Regions from separate parts of the Homo sapiens genome. Here region 2 is linked to region 1. The links are chromatin loops, found by intact Hi-C in ENCODE. Cell type or tissue: dorsolateral prefrontal cortex. All regions are shown on one strand. Links, peaks and the distances in the headings refer to the core of each region. The heading gives the core; the rest is flanking DNA.

Region 1 (5,380 bases), core at 305-5,304:
GCTTCAGTGGGCAAAGCCAGGAGATAGATATACATATATATGTATCACATTAATACATACACATATATACACATTTCAGAAATTATGAGTCCACAGCAATACCTCCAATTGCAGTCCATTCTTCTTACATCCATGTCTTCTCTCTTTCTGTATTTGTAACTTTCTTCTCCACAGTGAGAACTCTGGATCTCAACAACAATGTGTTTACTGATTTGCTCAATACCACGAAATATCTAAAATCATTTCAGAATCCTTCTGTGTCCATGCTGTACAAAAACAAACCCAGTAAAAAGAGTTTAGTGTTTAAGTCCTTCCTGACTCCCACGCTACCTAAGTCTAATGGAATATGGTCTAATGGGTATTCATAAACTACTCAGATTTCTTTTTCCCCCTTTCAGTGTGGTTATTCATTTGAAATACAGTTGAGTTTATTTTTTTCAGTTTGGTTTTTAGTTTTTTCTCCCTTCCCATACTTTTTGGTTTAATCTTTTAAATAAATAGAACATTAATAAACTTCCAAAAATCAAAAATAATACAAAGAGCTATACCATAGAAGTGTTTCTCCCTCTCATATTCCTTCCACCCTGTTTCCCACCTTCTTGTTAGGTGACCTGCTTCATCTCACTTCATTCTTTACTGGTTTATTCCTCCTATATTTCTATTTTTTTGAAAGATATGCAGGTACATGTATTTCTCCCATTTTTCCTTTTCCTCACAAAGGTTAGCACAGTATACATCCACTCTTTTGCAGTTGGTCAGGAAGAAACGCTTTCCATGAGCTTTGGAGACTAGCAGCCTTCTCTGCAGTATCTTATGTTCATTTAGCAAACACCTGAGTCTCCACAGAGAGCCAAGGCTGATCAGTGAGTCCCAAGTCTACAGTGAGCTGGCTTCATAGTGTAGACCTTTCTCAGGAATGCTTCACGCCTAGCCCAGCCAAAGGACTGCGCCCTACATTGCATTCTTTTCTGTGCCTTGTTGACACCCTGCGGTTTCAGTGTGCAGACCCATGTCTGTCACTGCCTTAGATGACTGTTGTAGACCCTCACCTTTACGGAGTACAGACGTATTATCTAAATGTTCCTTGTTGTCTGGTTCTGCCCTCCCTCACAAAATCAATCCTCCAGGAACAAAGCTTCCTCCTATACTACGTCATGATGCTGAAATCCTTCCCCTCCCCTCCATCTCTCAACTTACCTCGACAGCTATCTCTTTCTCTCTCTCTCTCTCTCATGCTCATGCGCGCGCACACACACACATACACACACTCACACGTGTTTTCTTTAAAGGCTTAAATTTTCCATAACAGTGGGGGGTTCCCAAGGAAAAGGGGTGAAAGTTTTAAAAATAGGTGCTTGCTGGGTAATTTGCCATTAAACATCAGGGCACCATTCTAGTAGGGAGATGGCTCTTAAACCCTTCACTTCTGCTCGCCAGGGTCCTGCCCTCAGCACCTCAGGGAGGGCTGCCTCCCCGAGATCAGCAGCTGGGGAGGTGCGGGCGGGGGTCAGGGTGACAGCCAAGCTAAGTGGAGGTCCCAGGAGGCTGGACATGATAACCACAGTGACTGTGGTTGCTCCGCCCGGTCCTCTGGCGGCAGCCAGAGCCTTCCCAGGTTTTGCCTTCGCCCGGTCCTCGCCCTTCAAAGCTTGGTAAGGTCCAGCCGTCCACCTGTGGCTGTCCTACAACAAAACCACTTCCAGGAAAAGGAAAGGGGTACGTGACAGGCCGAAGAAGTCAGGCTACAAACCGGATGACAACCGTAAGGAAGAAAGAAAAGAGCAAGCCACGGGGGTTCTCAAAGGGTTAACACAGCCTGGCATACACAAAGGATGAGGATGAGGGCGAGGCAAAATGAGAAATCGGGTGCAAGAAGTAGGGGGAAAAAAACCTTCCACCCTTTCTTTTTGCATCCAGAGGTACATCTTCATTTCAGAGTAAACCCAGCCACAAATGAGGGTAGCTGGGAGCATGTCCCTTCTTAGGCAGCTGAGAGGATGAAAGAGCCTCCCAACGCCTTTGATGCAGGCTGCATATTCGAGCACATTTTGAAACGTGCATCTGTGCTGTGTTGGGCCTGGAACCCCGGCGGCTCGGGGCTGGCCTTGGGCGGGTGAGAAGGAAAACGTTGCCTGGCGTTACCTGCGTCTGGAATGGGTTCCCGGAGCAGCGCTAGGCAAAACCCGGAGTGGATCTTGGGAAGAAAAGCAGGCGCTGCTCCCGGGCTCAGCACCCGGTTTCTTAGGCGCCGAAAGGTCCACCGTTTGCACACACCAGGGGTGGAGGGCTCGCTAGCGGTGGGAACCTGGAAGGGGCCAAACATGCTGTTCAGAATAATTGAGGAGGTAGAATATTCTTCCTGCTTGGTAGTGTGAAATCACTTGTTTATGGCTTCCATTCAGTCTCCGGTTTGCAGATAATGCCCCTTTCTAAGCGGTGAAACTCATGAATGTTGATCTTGCAAATCAAGCTGACACTAGCAGCTTTTGTCCACCAGGGCGTACATCAAGGCCTGCCTTCTCCCCAGCACGTTTCCCCCCTCCTCGCCATGCGCATCCCAGGCTCCCGGATTCATGAAAGGCGCGCTCCGCCCCAAGGCGACCTGAGGGTCTCTAGCAACAATCCAGGGGCTTGTCTGCCAAGCGCTCGGGCCCCACTTGGAGCGTCCTGTTCAGAGCCTCAAAGAGAGGCCCTGAAGACAAATGGCCCCGACAGGAGGAGGTCACCCAGTGAAGGGCTGCGGGAGCTCTAGACCCTTGCCCGGAGGCCTAGGCGCTCGTTCTTAAACGCGCAAACCGAGCCAAGCCCGGACAAAACCCGGGCTCCGAGGAAGGAAGCAACGAAACAATCGCATTTATGTAAAGGGAGGATCGAGGAGAGAGAGAAGGCAAAGCCAGCCAGGATGCGAGGATCTGAAATAATGAGATCAGACGGGGGACGGCGGAGGTTAACTACACCCACAGAAGCCATCGATAAAAGAGGCTTTGCTGGAAGTCAAGCCGACCGCTGGTTTTTAGAGTGGCTAGGTGGTAACTCTGGATCCTGCTGTAATAAGATGCCTTTTAATTAATGCTAACGAGCTAATGTTTATTAACTGTTCAAAGCTCCAGAGGAATAGGTGCGAACTGCAGACCAAATATGTCTTTGGGTGTTGTGCGATGAATGTGACTGCTGAACGAATTAAGAATAGTCAGAGGCACCCTCATTCTTAGGGATCCAGGCTCATGAATAAAGATATTCATGCGGCCTGGTGCGGTGGCTCACACCTGTAATCCCAGCACTTTGGAAGGCAGAGGCGGGTGGATCACCTGAGGTCAGCAGTTCGAGACCAGCCTGGCCAACATGGCGAAACCCCATCTCTACTAAAAATACAAAAATTAGCGGGGCGTGGTGGCATGCACCTGTAGTCCCAGCTACCTGGGAGGCTGAGGCAGGAGAATGGTGTGAACCCGCGAGGTGGAGGTTGCAGTGAGCCGAGATCGCGCCACTGCACTCCAGTCTGGGTGACAGAGCAAGACTCTGTCTCAAAAAAAAAAAAAAAAAGATACTCATGCTTAATTTAAATTGTATTATGTGGCAGTCTCCAAACTGGTCTCTGTAGCAGAGGCCACTCATTGTGCTTCAGAAAGTTACTGTTTACCTGTGTGTGTTTCTGTTGAGAATCATTTCAAAGCTGAGGTTGAGCTGTGGGAAGGATATATTTCCACACACAAGTCTGTACTTTAAAAAATTATCTTGGTTGCTTGGTACAGGATGAGTTACCAAGAGGGTCAGGATTCCTGCCGGCCTGGCAATATTTCCTGCTTCCCACCACCCCACCCACTTCCCCAATTTACAAGCCCTGCCCCCTCCCCTAAAGAAGACCTGTGAATGACAGGCTAGTCCTCTGCCTCCTGGTCCCAGCAAACAGGAGCACTGATTCTTGGCCTTTCTTAATCGACCTTGCTGTGACTTTGACCACCATAAAGTTCACAAGAGAAGAGATCATAAAGGATGATCAAAGTCTAGTTTTCTGAACAGGAGAGATGATCAGAGTGACATTTGGGGTTGGCACACATTTCCCAGACAGAGGGAATATGGCGAGTTAAGGCACCGTGGGAAGAGTGTCATCCATATGTCATTGTTCACTCTTTTACATTAGTTATGTACTCCAGTCCTGGAATCCAAAGGTCAACAGAATGCAGCAAGTGAACTGCTGCCCTTCTGTGGGATGAATTCTTCAAGAACAATCTTGGCTTTGTCAGTGTTTCTTACCTGCATGCCTTCTTGGATCTTGGTGTTTTCTGTCTGTTGGCTTTGACAGTGTCCAGATTGGAGGTTATTTTCATCCATGCAGTCTTCCTTCCCTCTCATTCCCTGGCCTTTGAAGAATGACCCCTCTCTGACTCCACATGGCTCTGGTAAATCAGGACATGTGACCAATAGGGAATATGACCAGGCCAATCCTATTCTCTCTTCCAGGAACTGGGATTTTCAATAGAGAGACCCAGGATATAAGAGGTTGAACAAATTATCCCGTAACTACACCCTAAGGACAGGGTTCCAAGGGTTGTGAACCCTGGAGCTGCCCTGTTGCTGGTACCTTCCAAAACATATTCTTGAGCATTTCTCTCCATTTTACAGGCTTCAGAAAATATTTTTTGTTCTTGCTTAACTTCAATTAATACATTAATACACAAGTCATACAGAAAATAGCAAGTTTAGAAATCAATTTTTTTTGTGAAATATACATCCAGAAAACTTCATTAAAGTGTATTACAAACAACTATAAAGTGAACGTTACGTATGTGTTTACTACCAGGGTTGGGAAATGAATATTATCAGTAGCCCGGGTGCCCTCTCTAACCCACTGCATTCCTCTCCTTAATGATAAAACCACCTTGCTCTTCCCTAACTACTCTGCTAACATTCTTGACCATCATTTCCTTGCTTTGCTTTACAGTTTTATCACTGATGTATGTATCCCTACACATGTTGCTTAGTTTCATCTGTTTTAACATTTGTGTGAAAGGAAGGAGGATTTTGTGTCTTTACTCAACATTACATTTGTGGGAGTCATCCATGTTATTATGTATAGAAGTAGGTTATCCATGTTATTGCTGTATGATAGTCCATTTGTAAACATATCACAGTTATTTATTAATTACATACCTGACAAACATTTGCATTGTTGCCACTGGGAATATTACAAACAGTGTTGCTATGAGCATTTTTATTTATGTCTCCTGATATATGAAATCAAATTTGTCCAGGGGAAATCTCTAGGAGTACAATTGCTGGGGTATAGGGTTATGTACATCTTCACTTTTACTAGACAATGCCAAACTGTTTTTCCAAAGTAGTTGATCCAATTTACAGCCCCACTTGCCCTAACAGAGAG
Region 2 (5,380 bases), core at 256-5,255, 170 kb before region 1:
CTGAAGTTTGAAATAACTGTTTTTTTATTTGCTAAATATGGTAACCTTATACCATAGCATTGGCTGTAGGGTGGAAGACAAGGGTGAGGGGAACTTTCAGGAGAGTCTGTAGGGGAAAGCTAAAGGCCAATATAAGGAAAAGGACTGCCAGTTAAATACAGCAGATAAAGACACAGGTGAATGTCAACTCCATCCAGAAAATCTCCAAAATAATAGATAATAAAAAACATAAATTATGAAGGAAATGGGAATAGAACATGAAAGTAGATGATAGATTTCAAAAAAATTTGGAGATACAAAGTAATACACACATGGCAACCTACTTAGCATAGGGGAGAAAGATTGAAGAGGAGAGAAGCTGATTAAGCTGCAAAAATATGGAAAGTCTCAGAAATGAGGGGCACTGGGATCCTTAGAAGACATTGAGGTGGGGAATGATTAGTCGAAAATCTATATAAGAAGAGGGTGGTGCCTGATGCCTTCCCTACATCATGCTTAGAGGAGGTGAGAGGTTTACTGGGAATATGAACCTGAGAGCTCCCAGAGTTAAGCACATGAGGCAAAGGAGATAGTGGAATGCTGTGCTAAAAAACACAGTAATTAAATAAAAGCCTACCTTGTAAACGGTGAGATCCCCACTTCTGTTCCTATGCCGCTGGGTTTTCAGATGGCTGACATCCTGACTTAACAGAAAACCCACGGATATTTGCAAGCAATTCGCCAAGAAAATTATTGGTTTCTAACTAATCAAACCATCCCTGTCCAATGTACATAGATCATCCATTCAGCTTCGTAGTGACAGATTCTTAGCCAAAAAGAGATAGCCAGGGATGGCTAATAGTTAAGGAAAACTTTTCTAAAATGAGAGACCCCAAACTAAACAAACAAAAAAAAGGCAAAAGGTACTTGGAAGAAAGAAAGGGCCTATAAGAAAATTTCAAAAAATGTGATTACTGTTCTTGGAGAATAATATAACATTTTACATCAATGAAACAATAATGGGATGCTATTTTTAAAATACATTCAAAGCAAGAAAAACAGAGAAGTAAAATATAGAAATAAAACACTCAGTAAATAACTGAAAGAAAACGTTAAAGAAACCCCAGAAAGTAGAACAAATGATTAGAGAGATGATAGGAAGGACATAAAGTTAGATGTGTAGTGCAGAAGATCAAACATCTGTTTAATAGAAATTCCAGAAAGAGAAAAGAGAGAAAATAGAGGATGAAATTATTAAATAAGAATATACATCTCCAGTTTGAAAGGTCCCACTAAGTGCTTAAAACTGTGAATTTAAAATTAACAGCATACCTGTGTGAATGTACTTAATGCCACTGAACTGTACACTTAAAACTGGTTAAGATGGTAAATTATTTCATCTGTATTTTACCGTAATGAAAACAACAACAAAAAAACCACCAAGGTAGAGAGTCATTGATACCAGCGACACATAGAGGATCCCCAAAACTTTGAGGATCAATTAGGAAGAAAAGAGGACTCACATAAAATATCAAGAACCAGAAATAGCATTTGACTTCGGTCACAGTGAAAGTTATTAGGTTGGTACAAAAGTCACTGTGGCTTTTACCATTACTTTTAGTGGTAAAAGCCACAGTGACTTTTGCGCCAAACTAATAGAAATAATTGGGCAATGCCTTCAGAATTTTGAGGGCAGTCCAGGCGTAGTGGCTCACGTCTGTAATTCCAGCACTTTGGGAGGCCGAGGCAGGCAGACTACTTGAGGCTGAGAGTTCAAGACCAGCCTGGGCAGCATGGTGAAACCCCATCTCTACTAAAAATACAAAAATTAACAGGGCATGGTGGTGCATGCCTGTAATCTCCAGCTATGCGGGAGGCTGAGGCAGGAGAATCGCTTGAACCCAGGAGGCAGAGGTTGCATTCCCATCACGCCACTGCGTTCTAGCCTGGGCAAAAGGGTGACACTGCCTCAAAACAAAAGAAAAAAAAGAAGTTTGGGGAAAAATTACTTCCAGAGAACTCCACCTCTTGGCAAATTCACCTGTTTCTCGGCACCAAGTAGTGGTTAATAGTAAACTCTTAGGTAAATATTTGGTAGATGGAGGAATGCATGGATAGTCTTAAAGAAAAATTAATGTTACCCAAATTCGTAGCCACAGGAAGAGGTTTCACACTCCATATTGAATCTGGATGCAAAAAAAAAAAAAAGAGAGAGAGAGACAATTTTATCCTGAATCTCTCCCAAGTAACAAAATTCTTATGTTCATTTACTCAACAGGTATCTACTGAGTACTGTGCCCTACACTCTACTAAGGCCTATATCAGGAGTCCCCAACCCCTGGGCCACAGACAGGTACCTGTTGGTGGCCTGTTAGGAGCCACGCCACAGATCAGGAGGTGAGCAGGGAGCCAGCAAGCATTACCACCTGAGCTCTGCCTCCTGTAAGATCAGCCACTGCATTAGATTCTCATAGGAGTGGGAATCCTATTGTAAACTGCCCAGGCAGGGAATCCAGGCTGCGTGCTTCTTATGAGAATCTAATACCTGATGATCTGAGGTGGAACAGTTTCATCCCGAAGCCATCCCATCCCACCTCACTGGTCCATGGAAAAATTGTCTTCCACGAAACCAGTCTCTGATGCCAAAAAGTTTGGGGATCACTGGTATATACGGAATATTAGATAATGCATTCTGCCATTGAATGTCTTTAAGTTTAGTTTGGGAGAAGAGAAACATGTGTGTATTAAATCAATACTAGAAGCACTATATAGCAATATAAGAGATGTCACAATGCAAGATAAAATCTAGTGTCAAGGTAGAATTCCAAACAATGAGTCAAGAATGGGCAATTCACTATGGGCTAGAATACTCAGAAGAGGACTTACGGAGGAGGTAGGACTTGAGCTGACTTTTAACAGATAAGATTAGGTCAGTAGAGAAAAATGCAACATTCCAGCCAGGGAACAAAGAGGACAAAGCTGAGATTCAGGCAGACTCTGGATGGAGCAGAGTTGGTGTCAGGCATGGTGGGTGGTGAGATTTCAACTGGCAGGGACACACATTGAAGGGCCAGAATACCACGCCAAGAGGGTTGGGTTTTATAATGGGGAGCCATATGTGATGCCTTCCCTAAACTCTAGTTCTTCCTGATTATAACCACACAGAATCAGCAACTCCTTCCATTATATTTTCATAACCTCCTATACACATTTCCAATAGCCTACATATCATGGTGAATGATGGTGATCTGTTTATGTGGCTGCCTTCCCCACTAGGCCAGGAGATCTTGAGAGCCAATGCTTTCTTTACCATTAATGTTGCACTGCTAAGCACAGTACTATGGGCTTAGAACATACTTTTGAAGGAATAGAGTGAAAGAATGGTAGAGGCTGAGACAGACTCAGTGTAGGGAGAAATGTATGTTGCTGTTTCTATGTATCTCTTTCTGTCACCGCCTCCTGTAGTCACCAGAACTCCTCCTTATATCCTAGAGCTATGAAAACTCTAGTCCTGGGGAGAAACATGGGTATTTCATGCTTCTAACTATTCATGTGTCAGTCCAGAATTAGAACCTAAAGTAATCCCACCAGTCTCAGGCCCCATGCGATTATTTATTGACAGTACTACTTGACTCTGAGAATGACTGCCCTGTCCTGACACATGCTTCAATGAAATTGGTTCCCCAAATCCTGCAAAACAGCTTAATAAAGTAAACAGAACCCCTACCCACCCACTTCCTTTTGGCTCAAGAGAGGTCCCTCCTCTCTACATAAATATATATGGCTTCTCAATACTTCAGGCTTTAGCCTTAACTCCCAGGTTGGAGAATTGTGCTGCCAATTTAACATCTGTCAATTCCCAATGCCTCACCAAGGCCATCTAGCAGTAGGAGCCAAGTGTCTGCTTTAGATTTCCAAAGCAGCCTTCTTTGCTCTGCTAGGAGCTCTGCACACTCCTGGGAAGTCACAGGAGCTACATAAACATGGCTCAGGTGACGTTGTGCGTACGATGCTGGGAGGGTTGACCACATGATTTCTCAGCATCTCTAATTTCTGTAGTTACCACTGGAGGGGATATAACCTACATTCACTTCTAGACAATGTACCACAAAAGAGTCTTTTTAAAATATCTTAAAGATTAGTACATCATCTTGTTTTCCCTTAAGCAATACATACACAGCTCCTAGCAGTTACAGCTTTGTGAGTTCTATCCTGAAACGGTACCACAGCCAAATGTAATTAAAATGAACTATGCTTTGTTTCTCCCCTGCCTCCCACCTCAGAATTACTCCATATTTCTTTCCTTATGAATCAGGAAACAGCTGGTAAATCAGTTCATTCTTTTTATTCCTTCTATCTCAAGCTCAAGCTGGGAAGGCCTTGTTAGCATAAACTTCTTTTTCTAAATAAGTAGTTCTCTGCATTCATTCTTTCAGTAATGTATTGAACAATTACACTGAGTAAAAAAAGCTTTTCTTAGAAAGACACAAAAATAAATAAGACACAGTTTTTACCCTTGAACAGCGCATGAGGGAAGACAGACATAAATGAAGAATTATAATATAATGTGAAAAGTACTACTGTAGAAGTGTTTACACTGTGCTGGGGAAACCTAGTTATCACAGACGAGCCACATCCAGGAATGGTGAAGAAGCCATTTCAGAGGAAATAACATTTAGTCTGGGTCTTATAGTCAGGGGTTGCTGACGGGGAAGGACCTTCTAGTTCAGGCAAATAGTCCATGCATTTGTACGCTGGTGTAAAAGGTTTCACTAAGGGCATGTCTTAAGAAAGTTTAGTAACAATCAACTAATGGAATCATGATTTACTCACTGAAATGCTTAATTGAGGATGACATTCTTTCTCTTGGCCTTTTGGTCTCCTGGTCAGCTGGCTCTTCTCAGAATAAGGGACTTAATGACTTGATTACATGTTATGAAAGTTACATTCATAAGTGGCCTTATTTGTAAGGTGTTCATATAGTTTGCCCAGGAAAATACCATTTTATGCTAGTTGTCCTAGTATAAATGGTAACAGTGCCCTCTTTCATGATCAAATGTCTCTATGCTTAGATAGTAAATAACATGACTGCTCTACTTATTTGAAAAATAAAATGCATAAAATATTTATCTGACCAAGAGAATATGACTTTCTATTGGTGGATCCAATCATCTTGCTTCAGAGACCAAAAATGGTTTCATACTTCTAAGAATAAAACATCTTTTCCAAGATAGATTACTTATAGGCAGTGGGCAGACTTAATGAATAAAAAAGTCCTTCCAAAGCACATAACTCTGTAATTAGAAGAGATTTCTCCCCTGATTCTTTTGAGCTAAGAGACAAACAAACAAGAAAACCCTTGCCTCTTCTCCCACCTAGCACCATTTCTCATAGGCTAACA

Evidence for each region. Hi-C counts contacts between places; a loop is a spot of excess contacts. Peaks named below come from ENCODE experiments on the same cell type or tissue, not always from the same donor. Only the 100,000 strongest peaks of a DNase experiment are listed, where the experiment ranks them.
Region 2: it touches region 1 in a loop (2.1-fold over the local background); 2 of 110 quality-filtered maps call a loop at or near these places.

What each region holds. Positions count from the first base shown.
Region 1 is chr9:2,238,809-2,244,188 of GRCh38, reverse strand. It overlaps LOC107987043 (a long non-coding RNA gene), which reads left to right and starts at 1,570. Exons shown (of 5, transcript XR_007061395.1): 1 at 1,570-1,762. RefSeq lists enhancers at 2,188-3,062, 1,356-3,253. In dorsolateral prefrontal cortex, for the core only: CTCF peaks have their summits at 2,034 and 2,234; DNase peaks (open chromatin) are centred at 1,657, 2,128 and 2,558; H3K4me3 peaks cover 2,313 bases; H3K27ac peaks cover 1,971 bases.
Region 2 is chr9:2,412,185-2,417,564 of GRCh38, reverse strand. The region is part of intron 5 of LOC101930053 (a long non-coding RNA gene); the gene reads left to right. The region is part of intron 2 of LOC105375956 (a long non-coding RNA gene); the gene reads right to left. Among named protein-coding and RNA genes, the nearest start is that of VLDLR, 210 kb to the left of the region's middle. In dorsolateral prefrontal cortex, for the core only: no CTCF peak of the experiment used is centred there; no DNase peak of the experiment used is centred there; H3K27ac peaks cover 382 bases.